Regions from separate parts of the Homo sapiens genome. Here all the other regions are linked to region 1. The links are chromatin loops, found by intact Hi-C in ENCODE. Cell type or tissue: CD4-positive, alpha-beta T cell. All regions are shown on one strand.

Region 1 (8,000 bases):
CGGCCCAGCAGCGGCAGGATGAGCCCCTTAAGCTGGCTCAGGCTCTGGTTGATGCGCGCGCGCCGGCGCTTCTCCAGCAGCGGCTTCAGGCTCTGCGGACGGGCGGCGCGGTGGTTAGACGGGTCCCCGGAGTCCCCAGCCCCGCCCCCAGTCCCCGGTACCCACCTTGCGCAGCTCCGCCGCGTCCCCTGCCCGGCGAGGCAGCCCCATGCTCCGCGGGGAAGCGGTGGCAGCTGCGAGCCCCACGCAAAGGGAAACCGAGGTCCGAAATGAGGTCCCGGGCGCGGCCCGGGCTGGTGCCAGACGAGTGCGCGCCCCGCCCGCGGCCGAGCTTTAAGGGAGCGGCTCGCCCGCCCCGCCCCGCCCCGCGGAGTCCGGCCGCCCGCTGGTCCCACCTCCTGCCTTTGTTCCTGCGCAGGGTGGAGCCGGGAGGGGAGACCGCGACGCCCCCGGGGATCCCGCTCCCCGCCTTTGCGTCCTGTCTACCGCGGGGTGGCGGCCCCCAGTTTTCCCCGAGCACCTGCGGGAGAGTGGTAAAGGCGCCATCGGGGGCCTTCGCTGCGTGACCCCGAGGGCAGGAGGGCCAGGTGGGGCCAGGCCTTGCCTGACTGGAGCTACGGTCCCTCCTCTCCAATGCTGCCCTTCATTCATTCCCCAGGCTCGGGTTCAGCGTCTTCTCTGAGCCCCGCCCTGGGCCGCAGCAGGGGACCCAGCGGTTACGGGAGCTCCCATGAGGGACAGCAGCGGGAGGGACTTGCACCCCCAGCTGCTTTATCGGGTGAAGGGCTGAGCTGGACGGGAAATCCGAGTTCCGGAGAAAGGTCGTGACTTGCTCCAGTCCTCGACGCTGGGAACAGGCCGAGCCTGGACAAGGGCCCCAGTCGCTGGACGCCCGGCTCTAAGGAGCCCGTAGAACCCTTCGGCGGCTTGCCTAGTTAAGAGTCTTTTGGTTACCCCACTCCAGGCTTTGGGTGGGGAAACGGAATCCTAGAGAAGCAGAGGCAGCCCTGGAGCCCTCGGAGCTCGTTTTCATTCCCACCGGCTAGGGGTCCGGGTTCTCGCCCGCAAGACAGTCAGGGCTCATGTGACGCGCGGGCAGGACAGTTTTGGGTGCGGGCCCCAGTGGCCCGCCCAGGACCGCCTTCGCGCCGCGTGGCCGTTGCTGCGGCAAACTGGCTGGCGTCCCCCGCCCATCTGCTCCGGGCTCCCCTCCCCCGACCGGCTGGCGGGGCAACGGCCACGCCCGCGAACCACACTGCGAACTGCCGGGCAGAGAGATGACTGGAGGGATCCACAGAGCCAGCCAGGAGGAGTTCCCCTATGGGGCGGGGCCAAGGAGGGCTCTGTCCAGGGTGTTGGATGAACCCCCTGTCCCCCGAACCCCACTTCCGAGCTCCACCCCTGCCGCTAGCCCCACGTCTCCCTCCTTCAGGGTTCTCGCCGCAGGGTGGAAGAAGGCCAGCGAACACACTGAGGGGCCCGGAGAAGCCTGGGCCAGGGGAGCCCAGGCCACCCATACCTATCTGTGGCATGGGAAGGAATGTAGGCCACCTTTCATGGACACTTACTGTGTGCCAAGCTCAGGGCTTAACGCTTTAAGGCTCGCTAACCTGCATTAACCCTCATAAAAGACCTAACAAGTAAGAATAAATCCTTCAACAGATTTGGCCCAGCAGGGCTTGGAGGAACCTGAGACCTTGTTCTCCGTGGTTGAGGCCAGTTTGACTCCATAGGCCTCCCCTAAGACAATTAATTGTTCTTTAAGAGCTCAAAAAACTCTGTGGATCTTTTCCCTCTCATCCCCAGGCCAAGCGACTTAGCTTGGCTGACTCAGGTCTGCACCCACAAGTCCGCCTGCAGCATCTGCATCTTGGGGAGGGACTGACCCTAGCTCCTGGGAGAAAAAGGCTGAAGGAGGAGGCTCCCCTTAGAACATCCCCCTCCAGGTTTGCGGACCACCATTTGAAGACTGAATGGCAGGGGAGCAAACACCATTTCCATTGCCAGTTACCCCCAGTTAAAAATATTTCTTCCTCTACTCTCCCATTGGGTAAAGGACTTTAACCAAGTAACCCACAGTTCTCTTCAACTCAAGGATTTTCAGGTTTTGCTGGTTACTTGGAAGGAGTGGTCTGGAATCAGAGGAACGTTAAAGACAGCTAGGTGGGCAAATGTCGGGTGCAGGCTTTAGGGGAACTGGGACCACCTAGGATACAGTAAGGATACACTCCACCCCTGGTCCCTATTCTTGGGAAGTGCCCTGGCCCTTGGGTTGAGGAGAAACCTGGGGTGGGCTGGGGTGAGCCCAGCAGAGGGGTGAGAGAAGCCCTCCTGGGGAGAGAATCCCTAAGCTGATAGCTGGAGGGTGGGAGACTCTAGGGGTGCTGTGGGCAGAAGGAACCTTGGGTGGAGAGGAAAGAAGAGCCCAGAAGGCTCAGCCAGGGAGTGAAAGCTTTGCCACTTCCCATCTGTGTCATCTCAGGCAAAATGCTTTAAAAAAACAAAACAAGGCTGGGCGTGGTGGCTCATGCCTGTAATCTCAGCACTTTGAGAGACCAAGGTGGGCAGATTACTTGAGGTCAGGAATTCGAGACCAGCCTGGCCAACATGATGAAACCCCATCTCTACTAAAAATACAAAAAATAAAAAAATTAGCTAGGCATGGTGGCGGGCAGACACCTGTAATCTCAGCTACTTGGGAGGCTGAGGCAAGAGAATCACTTGAACCTGGGAGGCAGAAGTTGCAGTGAGCCTAGATTATGCCATTGCAATCCAGCCTGGGTGACAAGAGTGAAACTCCATCTCAAAAAACAAACAAACAGGCCGGGCACAGTGGCTCACGCCTGTAATCCTAGCACTTCGGGAGGCCAAGGTGGGCAGATCACGAGGTCAGGAGATCGAGACCATCCTGGCTAACACAATGAAACCCCGTCTCTACTAAAAATACAAAAAATTAGCTGGGCGTGGTGGCAGGCACCTGTAGTCCCAGCTACTCGGGAGGCTGAGGCAGAAAAATGGCGTGAGCCTGGGAGGCGGAGCTTGCAGTGAGCTGAGATTGTGCCACTGCACTCCAGCCTGGGCGACAGAGCAAGACTTGTCTCAAAAAAAAAAAAAAGAAAAAAAGAAAAAAAACCCTCCCTATCTCTCCATGCCTCATTATCCCCGACTGTGAACTGGGAACAATAGTTGTACCTCTCTCATAGCACCTCTGGATTAAATATCCATGTGAAGCATGGTGAGCACTTGGTGGGTGGTACAGATTTCATAAAAGTGCTACTGCTGCCGTGAGCTCCCTAGGGCTGCTGGGGAGGACCCAATTGGCCCGGTGGACATGGGAGAGCCCGGAGAGGACAGAAGCCTGGCAGGAAGGGCCTGGCTCACAGCCTGAGTTTGAGTCATGTCCCGAAAGGAGTCTGAGAGGTTGGTCAGCAGGGGTGGGTGCTCACATGTGGCACTAATGGAGATGTCATTAACAACAGTGGCAGGGGCTCAGGGGCATCTGCTCAGCCCACTGGAATAGCAATAAAGCATCACCTAGCCCTGGCCCACAAAATCACAAAACCATGTGCTAGATGAGCTCGTCCATGACCAAGGTGGCCACCTTAGGAGTGGAGAACACAAATTGCAGGGCCTTTTGGAATGGAGGAGGCCCAGGGGAGGGGTGCCCAAGACAAGCCATTTTAGCACCTCCTCCCAACAGTACCCCTGCCACTTGCTGGCCTCACGGCACACCTGCCTCTGGGCACCCAGAGGAGGGCAGCGCCAGCCGCAGTGAGCCTGTTGCTTTGGCCACCAGCTCCAGCAGCGAGGCTGCGAGGAAATGACTCCTCCTTCCTTTTGTCTGCAAACCACTGGGCAAGCGTCCCAGATTCCAGCGGCCACAGGTCCCATGGAGAGAGTGAGGGCGATCTGGCCTGGTGGAAGTCGTTGGAAACCCACCTGGCTAGGCACAGCCCAGCAGCTCCAGTTACCTGGGCACCTGGGAGCGCGGGAGGCCATCACGCAGGTCGCCACTAGGTGGCAGGCCCAGGGAAAGGACCGGAGGCAGCTGCCGAGTTTAGCACTATGAGTTTAGCACTATGACTCCCACTGTTCCTGGAAGGGGCTTCCTTCATTCTACAGCATTTCCAGTGCTGACTGTGCCAGGCTGGGGCTGGGGCGGAGTGAAACCTTCAGCCCGGGGTGGGGCCAAGCCCCCACGGGACTCCAGAGGGGGTGGGTGTTGGGACAGGAAGGGCACAGGGTGCTTCAAGATCGCTGATAGGCCGCCTGCACTCCCACAGCCATGTAGCTCCCACCTTCTGTCAGCTTTTCCTCGCGTCCTTTGGGCACTAGCCGCTCCCACGGCTGGTGTTCAGTGGAGCCTGCAGGGTGGCTTGGCACACATTCGCTCTCCTGCCCGCGCCCTCTGGCACTTTCCTGAGCCCCTGCAGGGGTCTCAGCCCCCTCTCTCTGGATGCCGGCGCTCCCGCGTCTCCCCACAAGCCCTAACCTCCCACCCATCCCTGCCTTCTGTGTGGCTGGAAGCCCCTCCACACCGACAGCGGCTGCGGGCGGCCTGAGGCCATGGCGTTCCCAGCGCACTAGTGGTTCCCGTCCTGCCTTCCTGCCCTCCCCGCTGGAACCTCTGGGGGCAGTTCTCGGATCTGGAGGGACCCTGGAAGGCAGGGCTCTTTGCAATCTCCGGGGATTTCGACCCAGAGCCCTTCAGGGACGTGGCAGGGCTGCTCCTGCCTCAGGGCCGTTGTCCTCGTGCTCCTCACCCCGCCTGGAATACCCTTCTCGCCGCTCAAACCCAGCCCCACGGCACCTCCTCAGAGACCTTTCCCTGTCCGCCCACGCGGTCCCGACAATCACTCCCCATCACCTCTGGAATTGCGTCGCCGGCGCCTGGAACCGCAGTTAGCGGGCACTGGGCAGATGAATGAATTTGTCTGTGCCTGGACGGCTCTCCAATTCGAACCCAGTTTTGCTGCCCTCTGGGGTCTCAACTGTTACGTGAGGCAAATTAGGAGAGAAGCCCCTGGGCACCTTGCCCCAGTCGCACGAGTGTCCCCGCGTCGCGGCGGGGGCGGGCGGGGAACTCGGGCGGAGGCTGCGGGGCGGGGCGGGGCGGGGTGGGGGCGGGCCCGAGTCTTAAGCCGGCGTCCGCGGGCTCCGGCCCCAGAGCGCGGCGGAGCGGAGCGCCAGGCAGCGCGGAGCGGAGGCCAGGCCCACAGCCGCTCCGCCTCCCGGCCCGCAGATCCCCGACGGCCGCACCGCGGGCTCCTCTGGCCCGCAAGAACACGTGCATGGCGTCCTGGGGAAGGCGCTGAGTGCGGAGTCGCGGCGCCGCACGCGGCACCATGGCCCTGGAGCAGGCGCTGCAGGCGGCGCGGCAGGGCGAGCTGGACGTGCTGAGGTCGCTGCACGCCGCAGGCCTCCTGGGGCCCTCGCTGCGCGACCCGCTGGACGCGCTGCCCGTGCACCACGCGGCCCGCGCTGGGAAGCTGCACTGTCTGCGCTTCCTGGTGGAGGAAGCCGCCCTCCCCGCCGCGGCCCGCGCCCGCAACGGCGCCACACCGGCCCACGACGCCTCCGCCACCGGCCACCTCGCCTGCCTGCAGTGGCTGCTGTCGCAGGGCGGCTGCAGAGTGCAGGTGGGTCCGCGCGGTTCGCCAGGGGCACTGAGGCTTCCTCCTCAGGACAGAGTCCTGGCCCAGAGTCCCCCGGGGCTCAAGGATGGGTGGGGTTTGGCACCTCCTGGCCCAGCTGAACCCTGCACGGAGCTCCTTCCAGAGGCCCTCAAGTGAATGGGCTCCCTGGCTTGCCAGTACTGGGGCAGATGCCCTGGCGAGCCTGGGTGCTCCCTGGAAGCGCACCTGGGTGATGGGAGCCAGAAGGGAGGGGCCTCCGTGGGGCTTGTGGTTACTAGTGTGTACCGGGAGAAGCAAAGCACTGATCCTGTAGTCCTGGAAGTGGGTGGGACGTGAGGCCTGGGCAGCAGAGTCAGACGCCCGTGTCCTCCAGGACCGGATCTGAAAGGAGGCTGGGCAAAGTCCCACAGCCCACCCGAGGCTGAGATTCAGGTGTCCCAGCCAGGGTGTGGGGGAAGGGTGATGAGCCGTGGTAAATGGGGGTCTCCCCATAACCCAGGCTGACCCCAGGACATCAGTGCTGTCAAGCTGTCAGCTGCTTCTCCAACCCAGGCTGATTCTTGCTGCCTCCAGACCCCACCTGGTCACTCTGAGCAGTGACCTCCAAGGGGAGTCCTGGCTGCTGAGAAGCAGGTAGCCAGGCAGCGGTGGGACAGTTCCAGGCACAGGGAACAAGAAGTGCAGAGCCCTGAGGCATGCACGCTCTTGTCCTGTCGGAGGGCCAGCCTCAGGCATCATGTTCAGAGTGGGTGAGGAAGGGAAAAGCTGCCAGGGCCAGGCCAGAGAGTATCATAGGCCGAGGTTAGGGATTTGGATGAAATTCTGGGTGTGGGGGCAGCCATGGGAGGGAGGAACCACAACCGATTTCCACTTAGACCACTGGGTGACCTGGAGATGGAAGGGGAGGAGTCAGGGTAACTCTAAACTGGCTTACTATGCCCCAAAGATGGCCAGGCCAACCCCACCTTCTGCCTTCAGATAGCAAGCCCCTCTTCCCACCCTTCCTGGGAGATGGCCCACCTGCTATCTCTCAGTGGGCCCTGTTACCAGGGCTTCCTGGCCAAGTGGCCCATGCCCACTCTTTTGGGCGGTGGCATGCCTCCCAGATCCAGTGTCCAGCCCTGGCCAGAAGCCTCTCTGGCCAGTGCAGAGGAGCTGGGAGAAGCAGGTGGCCTTGGGCCCAGCTTATCGTCTCCTGCCCTCTGGGCTGGGCAGGCTTGGGTGTGGGGGGAGAAAGTGTGGGGGGGATGACCTGGATCCTTGGGCTTGCCCAGCCCAGAGAGATAAGCTGCTTTAGGGTGTGGTCCACCACGCACGAGGCTCCTGGGGCCTGGACACCTGGACAGCCTGGACAGGCACAGGCCAGAGCCCACAGGCCTGTGGCCCTCTCCTTACAGTTTCCACCACTTAGAGGCCCAGAGCCAGTGGGACCCCTGGAGCTTCAGACCCACAGTCCCCAAGGCCAATAGGAAGGGAGCGCCTTTCTCAGGAGCTGGGGCTTAGGTCACATTTCACCATGGTTCTGCCTGGGTGCCCGCTAGCCAGCCCCGACCTTTGGGCTCGGAGGGGACAGACTGAACCAGTCTCTGGCCCCCCCACTCCCAGCTTTCTAGCACACAGGAGGGGCCTCGGTGTTGTCCTCAGCTTCCTATGGGCCATCACATTCTCTGCCCCATCTTCCTCCCTGCCTCCTTAGCAGGACAGCCAGACAATTGCCCCCACCCCGCAGGCTGCCTGAAGACCCTACTAGTGGCCCCGGCGCCCCCAGCTCCCTCCGTGCCCTCTTTTCCTTGCATTTCTCACGGGAGCCTCAGAGGTTCTCTTCCCACCGTGATTTGACTTCCTGAGGCCTGGGGTCTCTTGCCAGCTCCTGCCGCCTCTGCCAGTCTGTAACCACAGTGCCCTCTCTCTGGGCAAGGCGGGGCAGAGAGGCTTTACTCCCTGATCCTAGTGAAGTGTGTCCACTGCATCCTGCACCCAGAACCCTGCCCACCCCTCTGTCATCCTATGTGCTTGGTGCTGGGAGGTGGTTCTGTTCCCGAACCAGTACCCACTCTGCCAAGTGCGGCAGCCTCTGTGTCTAGATGTTCCCGGGAATTCTCCTCCCAGCACAGGTCCTGTAAGCACTCCCCTCCAGCCCCTTTCTCAGCAGACACACACAATGGGGTGTGCACTGATGACACATTCAGCAGTTCTGGGCCCAGACCTCTGGCCCCACCTGCTCTGAGGTCCCCGGGGGGAGTTTTGTCCAAGCCCTCCCAGAGGCCACCACTAGCCTGCACCTAGCACCCCTGGCTGACTGCCCCGGACCCGCCCACCAGTACCCAGCAACTTCCACCTCCACAGGGGCGAGAACACAGGCTG
Region 2 (8,000 bases), 53 kb after region 1:
GAGCCGAAATCCCTACACTGCCAGCTCACTCTGTCCCGTCCAGGGCGTGGCCTGCTGGGCACCCAGCACACAGCAAGTGTTGGGAAACAGCCACTGAACGAAAGTGAAAGAATGAGGCCTCACCTGTGCTAATTCAGCTGAACCTGACAAACCTGCCCGAAGCCCCCTCCCAGGTTCCTCTAGGAGGCACCTCCTCCCTGGGCGCAGCCCTTGTCTGACTTTCCTGCCCCCACCTCATTGCCAGGCACCTGCTCCTTCTGCAAAGGCTCAGACTCAGCTGAGGGCTGTCAGAAAGAGGGGGGCAGGGTGGCCACGGGGACCAGCGCAGCCCCTACTCACGTTGATGATCACCCGCAGTTTCCTGATGTAGGAGGCCTCCGTGTGCAGCAGCTCCCACACCGCCTCCTGCTGGTGGCACTGCCGCCGGGTCAGCTTCTAGAGGGAGGGCAGGATGGGTCATTCACGAGGCCTGGAGCACCTTAGGGTGGCCGGGGAGGATAAGCAACCTGCATGCAACTCTCATTTTCCCAATGGGGACATGGAGGTCCCAAGAGGAGCAGGGTCACCCTTGACACCACATGAGTAATCACAGTTAAGACACCCAAGATCTGGGCCCTCCTCTGCCATTAAAACAGCCAAGCAGCACACCATTTTCATCTAGCCTCAGTGTCTCCAAAGTGGGCTAATGGTAACAGTGGCCTCTTTGGGGCGTCCCATGGAACATCTGATCACTGGGTCCTCCCGAGGGCTGTCCTCCTTTCGGGACAAGGAGGGAGCAGCACTGTGGCCCGCACTCACCTCATGCCCATCAATGAGCTCCCGCCAGCTGTCCTCCAGCCTCAGGCAGGCATTGTCCTCATCCTCGTCTTCATCGTACTCCTCCTCCCAGGAGTCATGGTCGAAGCGCAGCCCCCGGGGCAGCCTGGGCAGCCCGAAGAGGCTGTAGGTGTGCAGCTTGCCCTCCAGCTGCTCCATCTTGTCTACCTCCTGGAAAGATACCCTGGTCAGGGTCAGGGGTCATGGCCAGCCAGCTGCCTGACCCTGGGCAGATGGGGCCACATACCCGGCCAAAGGCGCTGGTGCTGGGGCCGGAGCTGAAAAAGCCGCTGAAGCGACTGGCCGCCCGGTTCTTCCAGCTGTCGCCAGTGTTGGTGCTGCCACTGCTGCCGCTGGGCAGAGAGCAGCTGGAGGGCGTGGGGGGCTCCTGCCCGGGGATGCTCGCCTCCCCCAGGAACTCCGACATGTTCTTGCGGCGGCGGCCAGGGGCCTGGTCAGGGAAGGGTGGTCAGGGCCGGGACCCCCTGCCAGCCCCCATGGCCCCACCCCAGGGCGGGTTTCCAGGGCCTCAGGCCAGCCTGGGATGGAGGAGGGTCTCTGCATCTCTACCCTGGGGTGTCCCCTCTCCTGGGACCCAGACATATCTGGAGACTGGAAGGTCCAGACACAGATACGCCCAGACTATCATCCCCCAGTCCCCCAGCTTCAAGCATGAAGCACAGAGTTACACACTCAGATGCACTCTGGAACACAGCTCTGGGTGGTCTGTAGCCCCAGGTACAAGTGCTCTCACACACACATGCACACACAGGTTCCCTGACCCCTGGCACTAGAAGAGTCTCAGATACAAGCCCTCACCTTGGGCTATGGCTAGATCCAGAGAGAGAGGGTCCCCTACTCTCCCAGCCAACCCCATTTTCCAGAAGGGACAATTAAAACCCCAAGATGGGGCAGTGAGAGACCCAGGGTGACTGCCTCTGAGGAGGGGCTGTGGGCCCAGCCTGGGCCCCTTCCCACCCCCTCCCCTGACACACCCCCTCCTCCTCACCAAGATGTCCAGGCTCTCCCGGCGGCTCTGGGCGTCCACACGCTCCAGGGCGGGGGGCCCGGTCCCAGCTGGCCGCAGAATCGGCAAACTCAGGGACTTGGAGTCCTTCATGCCCTGCTCCACCTTGCCCTCATCTCCAGGCTTGGCTGGGGCTGCATGTGGGGGCCACGAGAGATCCTCAGTACCCTGGTCTGGTGGAGGAGGGGGTCCCCGGTCCTCTCTCCCCGGAGGATCCACACCAAGGCCTGCCTGCCCTCCCCCGACAGCCCCGCCCTGCCAGCACCCTCCCCTCCCCCAGCAGCATCCAGCAGAGACACCTGTATGGTAATGAGGCTGCTCAGGCCCACGACCAATGGGAACCTGAGCCTGGGAAGGGCGCCCATCTCCAGGAGGCTCCGCCAGTCCCAGCGGCCCCATTTGGCCCAGGCTGCTTCTCACCTTTGACACGAAGGTAGTGTCCCCCGAACCTGTAGGCCTCGAAGGTGAGGGACAGGGGTGTGTTGGACTGGTCCAGGTAGATGTCCACTTTGCCCAGCGCAATGCCCTTCCTTTCAAATACAGGCAGCAGCACCTCCCTGCCCCCAGGACAGGAGGCATGTGTGTTAGAACCAGGCGGCCAGTCGCTTCAGCTTGGGCCCCGCCCCCACGAGCCCCCGCCCCACCCACAGCCCCAGCTGCCCCCACCTTCCCAACGGAAAAGGGAAGCCCGCATGGGATCACACGCAGGTCCACAGACACCTGCCCGCAGAGGTGCTCACACAGGCGCATCTGCATACCACGGCAGACCTGTCACACGCCTGCCCACACGCAGGCCTGGCTCCTGCATACATGATTAAAATGCACAAGTACACAGACCCCACCGCACTCCCTCACACTGGCGTGCACACCAGCACGGGTCTGCCCACGCAGGGATGCGCTCGCTCACGGGCCACCACACAGACACACACGTCACACCTGCAGAGACCCGGAGCCTGCAACATGGGGCCACCCCTACTCCCAGTCCCACTTCCACCCTGAGCCCCATCAAGCCCTACCCCAGTGACTTCTTCTTCATGGCTGGGACGATCTCTGTCTCAATGTCCACATTCAGGTCAAATTTCAGAGTGAAGCATTCCTTGCTTGGGTCCTGGGAGGATGGTGGGGGTGGGGGCTGTGAGCTTCTCCTCACCGCCCTCATTCCCGCCCTCCTCCCCACCCTCCTTCCCACCCTCCTTCCCAACCCTCCTCCCCACCCTCCTTCCCACCCTCCTTCCCAACCCTCCTCCCCACCCTCCCCACCCTCCGGTCTCGGATGGGAACCCCAGCAAGAAAGGGAACCCCAGCGATCTCCCAGACCTCTGCACCCTGGGATGCAGACCTCCCCACCCCCATCCCGGAGGAAGGCCCAGGCTCGGGGAAGGGCGCAGGCTGTAGGGAACCCGCATCTGCCGGCTCTGGGGGGCTCCTCACATCCGTGTGTCTCCTCCTTGCTTTCTTCTTGGAGAGTTTCAGGCCTGTGCTCTTCCGGTCCCTGCAGGGAAGCGAGGAGGGCAGAGGCTGGAGGTGTGGGTGGCCCTCGCCAGCGTGGGCGGCGAGTGGGCCTGTGGCCTCCCCGCCCTTGGCTCACCCCAGGTGACAGGTAACCCGCGTGGATTCAACCCGGCCAGGCCCGCATAGGGCTGTGCGCCCTCTGGTGGCCAACACGGGAGTCACATCGAACGGTACCTGGTCTGGTGTGGGCTAGGATCCCAAGCACCCTGGAGGCTGGCCCAGGCTGGGTGGCCTCTTCCCGGAGTCAGGACAGCCACAGGCGTGGGAAGAGGTCTGCCCATCAGCCTTACTTGAGGAAGGCGCCAGAGCATCTGGTCCTGAATGTCTGATCTGAGACCCAGCCGTGGGGCCCTCCAGGTATCTCTCTGCCCACTCATCCCTCACCTACCCTTTGCCATCCACAGAGCTCTCCTCCTCCTCCTCCTCCAAGTCCACTGCGGGGCTGGTGCGCGGCGGGCATGACCGGGTGGACACGTTCCGGGCCAGCACAGAGCCTTGGGAGAAAGCAGGAGAGGGTTGTGCCTCCCCCGCCCCTCCTTAGCCTGCAGCATGGCTGCCTCCAGAGGGACCACAGCCTGTTACCCTGGAACCCCCAGATTAAAGGTAGCAAGGGCCCTTCAGTTCTGTGAGGAGAGGGGCTCAGTCATTGTTTTTTGTTTTTGTTTTGAGATAGGGTCTCACTCTGTCACCCAGGCTGGAGTGCAGTGGCATGATCTCGGCTCACTGCAACCTCCACCTCCTGGGTTCAAGCAATTCTCATGCTTCAGCCTCTTGAGTAGCTGGGATTGCAGGCGTGTGCCACCACACCCGGCTCATTTTTTTGTATTTTTAGTAATGACAGGGTTTCAACATGTTGGCCAGGCTGTTCTCAAACTCCTGACCTGAAGTGATCCACCCACCTCAGCCTCCCAAAGGGCTGGGATTACAGGTGTGAGCCACCTTGCCTGGCCTTAGTCATTGCTGTCTATCCCCACAGACCCAAAAGGACACAAAGGCCCTGGGATGACACCCATGGTGAAGCTCCACCCCAAAAACAAACTCACCTGTGGCCTCAGTTTACCCTTCTATAAAATAAGGATAAGGAAGCCTTGCCTCTGAGGTTATTACAGGAAGGGACCAAAGTCCATGGCTCTTTCTTCCAGGCCTCCCCTCCCCCATGCTGTGACCACACCTGAATTCCCAAGGGGCCCTGGCAGTGGGAGAGAGTCTTTTGTTTGTTTATTGTTTTTTAAGACAGGGTCTTGCTCTGTCGCTCAGGCTGGAGTGCAGTGGCACGATCAGGGCTCACTGGAGCCTCCATTGTCGGGGTTCAAGCGATCCTTCCACCTCAGCCTCCGAGCAGCTGGGACCACAAGTGTGTGCCACCACACCTGGCTAATTTTTGTATTTTTTGTATTCCAGACATGAGCCACCGTGCCCAACCAGAAGAATCCTTTTGTTCCTCTGATCAGCTGGGAAAGGACTCGGGGGTTGGCATTTCTCACCAGGCCTGGGTGCCTGCGAGCCACTCCTCCATAGGCAGTTGATGGTGGGCCTGAGCTGGGTCCCTGCTCAGCAAGAGGAATTTCTTATTTCCTGCTCCAAGTGCCTCCTGACCTGGCCACCCCCACTCCACACTGCCTCTGCTAGGCCCACAGCCTGGCTTGCAGGACTTGTCCAGAAGTCCCCTGCCCTGAGGATAGGCAGAACTAGAAAGAAAGGGGCCTTCTCTGTGTGGGCCACAGGCCAGGGGCAAAAGCAGCTGGGGGAGGTGAGAACCAGTGAGAGCACAGCACCAGATAGAGAAAGGCCTGCCTCTGGAAGGGGCACGCTCATGGACTTTCTCTCTTGCTAAAAAACATTTGGAACAAAAGGAACCGTAACATACTCGGGTTTCATTATTTACAGTCGACTTGTCCTTATGACGCCCTAGCACGTTTCCGACAGTTACTGAAACACTGACACAGGAGCTCTGGGGGCCGAGCTGCGGCTCCCGCCTGTGCTCACCTTGTGGGGGAAGGTCGAAGCGGACATGCCCATCATAATGCATGGTGCTGTGGAACTTGCTGTCACAGGCCTCGCAGAGGTTGAGGGGCCCCCGGCGGTGCAGCTGCTGGCAGTCGGCGTGGTGACATACCTGGGGTGGGGACAGAAGCCTTCAGGAGGTCCACGAGATCCACCACATCCCTCGACCCCGGCCCAGCGCTGCAGGGACTTAGAATGAACTGCCCTCCATCTCTCGATCCAGGGTGAGGAGACGCCCCCCAGCAGTCCCCCCTCTCCCACATCATCAAGTTTCCCCTCTGCTGGATCATTTCCCCCACTGCCACACCAACACGTGGTTATTTCTCCATCTTTTTCTTTTTTTTCTTTTTCTGAGACAGAGTCTCATTCTGTCACCCAGACTGGAGTGCAATGGCTTGATCTCGGCTCACTGCAACCTCCGCCTCCTGGTTTCACGCAATTCTCCTGCCTCAGCCTCCCCAGTAGCTGGGATTACAGGCGCACACCACCATGCCCAGCTAATTTTTTTTTTGTATTTTTAGTAGAGACAGGGTTTCACTGTGTTGGCCAGACTGGTCTCGAATTCCTGACCTCGTGAACAGCCCGCCTGGGCCTCCCAAAGTGCTGGGATTACAGGCGTGAGCCACCGCGCCCGGCTTCTCCATCTTTTTTTTTCTTTCTTTCTTTGAGACAGGGAGTGCAGTGGCACAATCATGGCTCACTGCAGCCTTGACCTCCCAGACTCACGTGATCCTCGAGCCTCAGCCTCCCGAGTAGCTTGGACTAGAAGCACACACCACCATAGGCGAGTGTTTGTATTTTTTGTAGAGACGGGGTTTCACCATGTTGCCCAGGCTGGTCTCAAACTCCTGGCCTCAAGTGATCCGCCCACCTTGGTCTCCCAAAATGCTGGCATTACAGGCATGAGCTGCCACGCCCAGCCTTATTTCTCCATTTTACAGAGGCCTCACCTCACCCTCCAGCTACGGCTGACTTTCTTTCTTTCCCTTCACAGCTAAACTCTGTAAACAGGTATCAGTATTCACGACTTCCTAGTTCTCTCCTCCCACTCTCTTTATTTTTCCCAAGTTTTGTTTTAAAATATTTCTTTTCTTTTTATTTTTTTAAATTTTTCTGAGAAGGGGTCTCGCTCTGTTGCCCAGGCTGGAGTGCAATGGCACGATCTCAGCTCACTGCATCCTCCGCCTCCCGGGTTCAAGTGATTCTCCTGCCTCAGCCTCCCAAGTAGCTGAGATTACAGGCACAATCCACCACGCCCGACTAATTTTTGTATTTTTAGTAGAGACGGAGTTTCACCATGTTGGCCAGGTTGGTATTGAACTCCTGGTCTCAGGTGATCCGCCTGCCTCGGCCTCCCAAAGTGCTGGGATTACAGGCGTGAGCCACCGCGCCCAGACTTGTTTTAAAATATTTCAAACCTACCAAAAATTATAAGAATAGCACATGACATCCACATGCCCTCTGGACTCCCCAAGTTGATATCTACCACATCTGCTTCTCTCCCATTCTCTTCTCGGCACCCCCCTCCCCTGGGGCAGAAATCATGCTGCTGCCTAAGAACAAAGACAGTTTTCCTACAAAACCCCATAGAATTGTCGCACTTGGGAAACTGAACCTTGATATATAGTCTATATTGACATTTTCCCAAGTGTCTAAATAACGTTCTTACAGATATACTTCCTCATATAGGAACTAATCAAGTTTCACACGTGGCATTTGGTTATGTCTGTTTATCCTTTTTTTTTTTTTTTTTTTTTTGAGACGGAGTCTCGCTCTGTCGCCCAGGCTGGAGTGCAGTGGCGCGATCTCGACTCACTGCAAGCTCCGCCTCCTCGGTTCACACCATTCTCCTGCCTCAGCCTCCTGAGTAGCTGGGACTACAGGCGCCCGCCACCACGCCCGGCTAATTTTTTGTATTTTTGGTAGAGATGGGGTTTCACCGTGTTAGCCAGGATGGTCTCGATCTCCTGACCTCGTGATCCGCCCACCTCGGCCTCCCAAAGTGCTGGGATTACACGCGTGAGCCACCGTGCCCAGCCTTGTTTTTTGTGGTCTTTTATTACATTGACTTTTTTTTTTTCTTCAAGACAGGGTCTCGCTCTGTAGCCCAGGCTGGAGTAGTATGGCATGATCAGCTCACTGCAACCTCAACCTCCCGGACTCAAGTAATCCTCCTGCCTTAGCCTCCTTAGTAGCTGGGAATACTAGGTGCATGCCACTACGCCCAACTAACTTTTTTATTTTTAGTAGTGACAGATCTCACTATGTTGCCCAGGCTAGTCTTGAACTCCTGGGCTCAAGCAATCTGCCCGCCTTGACCTCCCAAAGAGCTGGGATTATAGGCATGAGCCACTGTGCCTGGCTGACCTTGACATTTTGGAAGTCTTCGAGCCAGCAGCCTCGCACAGAGCTCCTCAATGTGGATCTCCCTGGTGGTCCTCAGAAAGTTTCAAACTGAGCGTTCAGGCGGGGACACCACAGAGCTGTGTGTTCTTGCTATTTGCCTGTAATGCTGGATCCTCTGGGGACCTCTGTACCTTGTAGAGTCCCTTTTTCCCCTATAATTAATAAGTAATCTGTGGCATGGCACTTTGAGATGTCTTGTTCCCCAGTAATCTCACTCAATCAGTTGAGGTCAGGA
Region 3 (8,000 bases), 220 kb after region 1:
CCTCATAAGCAGGAGGGGGCCTGGTGTGTGCCAGGAATAGCTCCAGGGGGTCAGGATGGCTGGGGTTGGGGTAGAGAGGAGTACTACATCACGGAGGGCATTGTAGGCTCCAAAGTCTCTGAAGGGCTTTGGCCTCCGACTGGAATTGAGGGAACCTCTGAGGTTTTAGGCAGAAGACAGACGTGAACTGCCTTCAATTTTAAAAAGGACTCTCCTACGGAAAGCAGACACACAAGGAGGGAGACAGGTTCCGTGGGGAGGGTGCTGTGTAACTAAGACAAAGATGCTGGCCGCAGTGAGGTTGAGAAATGGCGAGACTGGGGATACAATTTTGGAGTACATGTTCAGGAGATGATTTTGAGATATGTATGATTTGGAGTGTGGGAGAGAAAGAGATCGAGGCTGACTCCAAGGTTTTTGGACAGAGCAAGTAGAAGGCCAGAGCTCTCATTTACTGAGATAGGAAAGGAGGCTGGGCGCTGTGGCTCACACCTGTAATCCTAACACTTTAGGAGGCCGAAGCGGGAGAACTACTTGAAGCCAGGAGTTCAAAACCAACCTGGGCAACCAAGTGAGACCCTGTCTCTATAAAAATAAAATAAAAAAAGAGAGAGAGATGGGAAAGACTTCGGGCAGAGCAGGTTCTGAAGGTTCTTCGTTTCTGGGGGCACAGGGAGGGATCGAGTTCTGTTTGGATACGTGACATCTGAGATGCTGTTAGGTATCCAAGTAGAGATTAGGAAGAGAAAGCTGGACAAATATATGAGCTGGAGATTGAGGGGGTGGTCCAAGCTGGCACTTGCAACGTGAGTCCTCAGGGCATGAGAGCCATGAGGCTGGACATGACTGCTTGGGAGTGAGTCGAGAGAGAAGGGCTGTGCCCTGCAGTGGTGCCTCCATTTAGGGGTTTGGGAGACAGCAGCCATCTGGTACGGAAAGCCAGAGCAGGGCGTGGTATCCTGGAAACTCAGGGCAGAGAGGCTGTAAGGGCAGGAGGGAACGGCCACCGCGACAGCAGGTGCAGAGACCAAATGAGATGAAGAAGAATCACCCTCTGATCTGCCACAGGAGGGAGGGTGCCCCACTGATGAGGTGAGAAAGGCTGATTCTGGAGAGGGCTGGTTTTGCTGGAGAGGCCTGACTGGAGCACGTTTAGAAAGAAAGAAGACGGATGCAAGCGAAAACAGACATTTTTTTTTTTTTTTTTGAGTGGAGTCTCGCTCTGATGCCCAGGCTGGAGTGCAGTGGCGCCATCTCGACTCACTGCAAGCTCTGCCTCCCGGGTTCACACCATTCTCCTGCCTCAGCCTCCCAAGTAGCAGAGACTACAGGCGCCCGCCACCACGCCCGGTTAATTTTTTGTATTTTTAGTAGAGACGGGGTTTCACCGTGTTAGCCAGGATGGTCTCAATCTCCTGACCTCGTGATCTGCCCGCCTTGGCCTCCCAAAGTGCTGGGATTACAGGTGTGAGCCACAGTGCCCGGCCAAAACCAGACAACTCTTTTGAGGAACTAAGGAGAGGACAGTGACTAGACTCAGGTGGAGCAAGGGTATGTGTGCCAATGGAAACCCCTGGTGAGAGGGATGAACCGATATGGCAGCTGCTACTGGAGATGCTGTGCCCGGGGGATAGCTGCCAGGCCAGTGACTCCAGGAGGACTGGGCTGCTAGGATGCATCCTGTGACATCAGGCGAGGCTGCTGGAGCTCAGACGTACACCTCACTCACTCGGTGTTGGAACTATGCACTGCTTGACATTTGCTTACTCAGCAAAGACACAAGCAACTGTATTTTTTTTTTGAGATGGAGTCTCACTCTGTCACCCGGGCTGGAGTGCAATGGAGCGATCCTGGCTCACTGCAAGCTCCGCCTCCTGGGTTCAAGCGATTCTCCTGCCTCAGCCTCCCGAGTACCTGGGACTACAGGCACCCGCCACCACCCCTGGCTAATTTTTTGTATTTTTAGTAGAGATGGGGTTTCACCATGTTAGCCAGGATGGTCTCGATCTCCTGACCTCGTGATCCACGGCACCTGGCTGAATTTTTTTTTTTATATTTTTTGAGACGGAGTCTCACTGTCCTCCAGGCTGGAGTGCAGTGGCACGATCTCCATCTCAGCTCACTGCAACCTCCGCCTTCGGGTTCAAGCAATTCTCCTGCCTCGGCCTCCCAAATAGCTGGGATTATAGGCGTGTGCCACCACGTCTGGCTAATTTTTGTATTTTCAGTAGAGATGGGGTTTCACCACGTTGGCCAGGCTGGTCTCAAACTCCTGACCTCAGGCGATCCGGCCGCCTTGGCCTCCTAAAGTGCTGGGATTACAGGCATAAGCCACTGCACCTAGCCAAGCAACTGTGTCTTTAAGAACAAAATTACAATGCAAAGGCTATTTCAGCCTTAACTTGGGTAAAGCCTGGTTGAGTGAAGGTGACAGGCATTCCTTGACCCGAAAGGCCTAAGTTCAACTTACTTGACTTTGAGAGAAACACCCTGTGGAACTCCAACGCTGACAGCTGCACCCAAAACGCTGTGCCTGGAGATCTTCCTCTCAGCTCCGTACTCCACCACCGTCCCAAAGAAGCCTGCTCTGCAGGGAGAGAACGCGGTCTGTGCCTGTGCCCCTCATTCATCACTTCAGGGGCAGCTGTCATTTGAGAAGAGGCCAGGTACCTTCCCTTCCCTCCCTCCAGCCTCCTCGACCCCCAGGGAGCAGATTCATGACAGAAGAAAGTTGGGACACCCATGGTCTAGTTCTTCCACAACACTCTCTAAGCTCCTCAAGGGCTGGGACTGTAGTGTTAAATCCCCCACAGCCTCAAAATAGGAAGCTCTCCAAAAATGTCACACACACGTAGATATTCACACGAGCAAGGTGTCTTACACCAACTGGTTCCACTGTGAAGACCCGCATGCAGTACCAGTGTGCTTCCATTTTAGCCAGGCCAGGACTTACTTGAGGGATCCTTTCACACGAGTCTGATCGTCATCTTGGAATTTGTGCTGATAGCTGATCAGTGCAAAGGAGTGAGGGATTCCCAGCTGGGGAGACAGAGGGTGCAAGGATGCGTGGCTAGGGCGTGTGACTCTGTGGGGAGATGGGTATCTGCCCTCCCACTAGCTCTGGGCATCTGCTGCACACAGGCCTTTAAGGCAGGGGTCACGGTCTGGCAGCCGCAGTGAGTGCACCATGATTTATTAGCAGCCAGTAATTAAAAAGTGGGAGACTTCACTGAAAACCCAGTTTTCTAGCTTCTCACAAGAAATAAAAAACTCTGGTGACACTGAGCCTATGCTCCTAGGTGGCAGCGGCTGGTGAGAGCCAAGGAGCAGTGGCCCGTGTGGGGCTTCTCATGTACCAGCCCTGGTGTGGCCACAGGGGCGTCCGAGGGCATGATTCTGCTATGGGGCTTCATCTGCCCGCCCCCAATTCCGTGGGTGGCTCCCACCAGACATTAAGATGTTGTTCTGCTTTAAGATGATCCAACAAAGCTGCCCCAGGCGCCTGAAGGCAACTGCATTTCATACTCGAAGGTTCCACCAGGTCACTCGAGTGTGAGCACCGAGAGCCTGCCCCTCAGGGCCCTGTATGGGCTTAGACTTAGTGGTGATCAGGACGCAGGATTTAAGGGGAGCACTGAGTGCTTGGGAGGAGGGGTCCTCCCAGAGCTCTGTCTGCAGGAGATGATGGCTGCTCGGCTCACCTGCAGGGCCACAGTGAAGTGGCTGGTTTTAGTGTCTCGGACGATGCTAGTGTTCATGGCTGACTGGATACCCCATCGCCACTGCAGGTAGCCCACGGTGTTCTTGTCTAGGTTCCGAGCTAGGACAGTGGTCAGGCCGGGTCGGATTCCACGGGATGAAAACTGCAGAGCACAGTTTGTTGTCACAAAGCTGGAGAGACACAGAGACAGAATAGGTCCTGGATAGCACCTGCTCTCAGCTGTTCTGTTACTTCCTCTCTGCCTGGCTAAGACCTCACTTACTGTCACGTCTATGCATCCCTGGGCCAGCTCCCAGTAAAAAAAAAAGCAGGAGGTCAGGCCTCTATCCACACAGAGGGGGAGGGTCCTAGCCAGAATCTTCCTAGTAACCTCCCGACTCCCCTCAGCCGCCCTAACTTTAGCTACAACCAAATAGGCACCTGACTGTCTGCATTCCTATGCCAGCAGATGCAACCCCACTCAAGTTAGAATGGATGGGGGCCGAGGAGTGCAAGTCAGAATCACCAACGGAGGGTCTCATATTAAGCAGTCCAAGACAGTGGTGCTCATACTGCACGCTGGAATCACCTGGCTCATCCACAAATCACGGCTGGTGGCTTCTTCGCCGGCATGCTGATTCCTTCAGTGTGGGCTTGGAGTGCTAAGTGTCCCAATGATTCCAATGTGCAGTAGAGTTTGAGAATCACTTACCTAGAGGACACCCCAGACCTATGGAACCAGAATTTCTGGGTGGAGGCATCAGTATATTTTTGGAGCTGCTGTGTGATTTCTGATGTACTAGTGACCACAGCTGGGTACTAGTGACAGAAACTACAGGCAAAGCGAGCACAGGAAACCGGTTCCCGAAAAGAGCCTCTGCAGTTTCTTTCCAAGGGAGTCCAGCCCCATCTTCTGGTTGAAAAGAGGTATTTCATTTTACTAACAGAAATTCACACTTCATTCAAGGTGCTGAAGGGTAAACTAACAGCTGGTTTCTTTAATAAAGAGCTCCACATCAATTGCCTAAGTTTCTTTCTCTCCTTTCTAAGCTCTGGAGGTGATGTTTATGCCATTAAAATAACAGTAGGCAGGCTCATTGGCTCACACCTGTAACCCCAGCACTTTGGGAGGCTGAGGAGGCAAATTGCTTCACCCCAGGAGTTCAAGGACAGCCTGGACAACATGACAAAACCCCCATCTCTACAAAAAAGACACAAAATTAGCCAGGTGTAGCGGCACGCCCTGTAGTCTCAGCGACTGAGGAGGAAGGAGCACTTGAGCCTGGACAGGTCTTTTTTTTTTTTTTTTTTTTTTGACGGAGTTTCGCTCGTCCAGGCTGGAGTGCAGTAGCGTGATCTTCTCAGCTCACTGCAACCTCCGCCTCCTGGATTCAAGTGATTCTCCTGCCTCAGCTTCCTGGGTAGCTGGGACTACAGGCGCCCACCACCATGTCCGGTTAATATTTTGTATTTTTAGTAGAGATGGGGTTTCACCATGTTGGCCAGACTGGTCTCGAATTCCTGCCCCCAGGTGATCCACCTGCCTCAGCCTCCCAAAGTGCTGGGATTATAGGCACGAGCCACTGTGCCCAGCCAACAGGTCGATATTTTTGATTTAAGATGGCTTATTCGGCCGTAACTCCATCGTAAATCAAGGAACATCTGCAACTTGATCCAAGGATTAGAGGACCGTGGTTAGCAGACATCCATAACTAACCTGGCCACTATATATTAAGAAACTGGGCTAGTAGGCCGGGCGCGGTGGCTCACGCCTGTAATCCCAGCACTTTGGGAAGCCGAGGTGGGTGGATCACAAGGTCAAGTGATTGAGACCATCCTGGCCAACATGGTGAAACCCCGTCTCTAGTAAAAATACAAAAATTAGCTAGGCGTGGTGGCATGTGCCTGTAGTTCCAGTTACTTGGGAGGCTGAGGCAGAATAGCTTGAACCTGGGAGGTGGAGGTTGCAGTGAGCCAAGACTGCGCCACTGCACTCCAGCCTGGTGACAGAGCAAGACTCCGTCTCAAACACAAAACAAAACAAACAAAAAAAAGAAGCTGGCATCCTTGGTCACACATCACCCCCTTGTTTATAAATCAGTTGTCCTTCCGTTTAAATCTGCTCAAGTCTAATAAGCTCTGAGTAGTAAAACTAAATTCAATTTCCAAACCTGTAAATGCTGATGATCAGTCCACCCCAAACTCTTGGTGACCACTCAATGAATAGACACTGAGGCTCAACCAGAACAAAACGGCCAAAAGATTTTGCTTAATGAAGTGTCTCCCAAGCTTGTGTGACCTTAAGAATCACCTGGGGCGCTTGAAACACCTAGATTCCCAGTCCCCTCCCTCATAAGACCCAAAGCAGCTTTTTTTCTTTTTTTTGAGACAGAGTCTCGGCTCTGTCGCCCAGGCTGGAGTGCAGTGGCACGATCTTGGCTCACTGCAACCTCTGCCTCCCGGGTTCAGGCAATTCTCCTGCCTCAGCCTCCCAAGTAGCTGGAATTACAGGTGCCCACCACCACGCCTGGCTAATTTTTGTATTTTTAGTAGAGACAGGGTTTCACCATGTTGGCCAGGCTTGTCTTGAACTCCTGACCTCAGGCGACCCGCCTGCCTTGGCCTCCCAAAGTGTTGGGATTACAGGCATGAGCCACCGCACCTGACCAGCATTTCTTTTTTCTTTTGAGAGAGGGTCTTGCTCTGTCACCTAGGCTGAAGTGCAGTGGTGTCATCATGGCTCACTGCAGCCTCGACCTCCTGGCCTCAAGCGATCCTCCCACCTCAGCATCCCAAGTAGCTGGGATTACAGGTGTGTGCTACCACACCTGGTTAATTTTTATATTTTTTGTAGAGTCAAGGTTTTGCCATGTTGCCTAGGCTGGTCTCAAACTCCTGAGCTCAAGTGATCGTCTCACCTGGCCTCCTAAAGTGCTGGGATTACAAGCATGAGCCACCACACCCTGCCCCCGAGGCGGCTTTTAACCAGCATCTGGGGTGACCAATCTAAGTAGACAGGGTCAGGACAACACTGATGTGTATACAGATGCTGTTTCCCTGCTGTTCTCTTCTAAGTATGAATCCCGGTCCCCTTTGCAGACCCAGTAGGTGAATCCAATTACGTAGAGCAGGGGACTGTGGAGCTGTGTTGTGAGCAGCACCCAGGTGATGCCCCATGGCAGCATGTCCCACATTCCTTCCATCTTTTAAAAAAAATTTTTCTCGGTGGCAGTCTTGCTCTGTCGCCTAGGCTGGGGTACAGTGGTGCAATCTCAGCTCATTGCAGCCTCAACCTCCCGGGTTCAAGCAATCCTCCCACCTTGGCCTCCCAAAGCCCTGGGATTGCAGGTGTGAGTCACATCGGCTCCTTTTCCTCTTCTTGTGTCTGGAAGCACTGCTTTTTTTTTTTTGAGACAGAGTCGCCCAGGCTGGAGTGCAGTGGCGCGATCTCGGCTCACTGCAAGCTCCGCCTCCTGGGTTCACGCCATTCTCCTGCCTCAGCCTCCCGAGTAGCTGGGACTAAAGGCGCCCGCCACCGCTCCCGGCTAATTCTTTGCATTTTTAGTAGAGACAGAGTTTCACCGTGTTAGCCAGGATGGTCTCGATCTCCTGATCTCGTGATCCACCCGCCTCGGCCTCCTAAAGTGCTGGGATTAGAGGCATGAGCCACCGTGCTCAGCCAGGAAGCACTGCTTTGGTGCCTAAGCGGCCTCCGCCTGCCCCACAGGCCACGTCCTCCTGTTTCGCAGGCTCTCTCCCAACTTCTCCTGCTCTCCCTACAACAGGCTGACCTGCAAGCCTGCCTGTGTTCTCTGCCCCATGCCCCACAGACAAACGACCAGACTAGTGGGCAGGGATTAGGTCAACCCCTGCAGAGCGTGGCAGGCACACAGATACATGTCTCATTGGAAGTGTAATAACTAACTTTTTTTTTTTTTTTGAGACAGTCTTGCTCTGCTGCTTAGGCTGGAGTACAGTGGTGTGATCTTGGATCATTGCAACCTCCGCCTCCTGGGTTCAAGAGATCCTCCCACCTCAGCCTCCCAAGTAGCTGGGACTACAGGCAAGCGCCACCATGCCTGGTTAATTTTTATATTTTTAGTAGAGGGGGTTTCGCCATGTTGGCCAGGCTGGTCTCGAACTCCTGTACATGTTTGTACATGTTTGTACAGCCTACAATACATGTTTGATAAGAAAGTTATTCATGCCACTGTGCCTGGGCACAGTGGCTCACACCTGTAATGCCAGCACTTTGGGAGGCCAAGGTGGGAGGATCACCTGAGGTCAGGAGTTAAGAGAC

What was found. A loop is a pair of places that touch in the nucleus more often than their neighbours do. Peaks named below come from ENCODE experiments on the same cell type or tissue, not always from the same donor. Only the 100,000 strongest peaks of a DNase experiment are listed, where the experiment ranks them.
Region 2: it touches region 1 in a loop (8-fold over the local background); 10 of 110 quality-filtered maps call a loop at or near these places.
Region 3: a loop joins it to region 1, with 2.5 times the contacts of the local background. A loop is called at or near these places in 4 of 110 quality-filtered maps.

The regions. Positions count from the first base shown.
Region 1 is chr1:6,419,611-6,427,610 of GRCh38, forward strand. It overlaps HES2 (hes family bHLH transcription factor 2), which reads right to left and starts at 309. Exons shown (of 4, transcript NM_019089.5): 1 at 166-309; 2 at 1-92. The coding sequence starts at 210. It overlaps ESPN (espin), which reads left to right and starts at 5,166. Exons shown (of 13, transcript NM_031475.3): 1 at 5,166-5,639. The coding sequence starts at 5,346. RefSeq lists enhancers at 3,881-4,495, 4,496-5,109 and silencers at 5,106-5,265, 5,296-5,345. In CD4-positive, alpha-beta T cell, CTCF peaks have their summits at 4,013 (motif pointing right) and 4,213; DNase peaks (open chromatin) are centred at 81, 1,231, 4,021, 5,311 and 1 weaker place; H3K4me3 peaks cover 1,693 bases; H3K27me3 peaks cover 4,835 bases.
Region 2 is chr1:6,472,188-6,480,187 of GRCh38, forward strand. It overlaps PLEKHG5 (pleckstrin homology and RhoGEF domain containing G5), which reads right to left. Exons shown (of 21, transcript NM_020631.6): 2 at 5,342-5,471; 3 at 3,744-3,849; 4 at 3,275-3,335; 5 at 2,860-2,951; 6 at 2,264-2,400; 7 at 1,826-1,977; 8 at 1,064-1,267; 9 at 799-987; 10 at 340-435. The coding sequence starts at 5,384. Among named protein-coding and RNA genes, the nearest start is that of TNFRSF25, 10 kb to the left of the region's middle. RefSeq lists enhancers at 2,177-2,698, 2,699-3,219, 4,576-5,775. In CD4-positive, alpha-beta T cell, CTCF peaks have their summits at 3,506 (motif pointing left) and 3,709; DNase peaks (open chromatin) are centred at 390 and 3,474.
Region 3 is chr1:6,642,088-6,650,087 of GRCh38, forward strand. It overlaps DNAJC11 (DnaJ heat shock protein family (Hsp40) member C11), which reads right to left. Exons shown (of 16, transcript NM_018198.4): 8 at 3,702-3,891; 9 at 2,954-3,039; 10 at 2,471-2,587. Among named protein-coding and RNA genes, the nearest start is that of THAP3, 21 kb to the left of the region's middle. RefSeq lists an enhancer at 4,026-4,525. In CD4-positive, alpha-beta T cell, a CTCF peak has its summit at 4,600 (motif pointing left); a DNase peak (open chromatin) is centred at 4,584.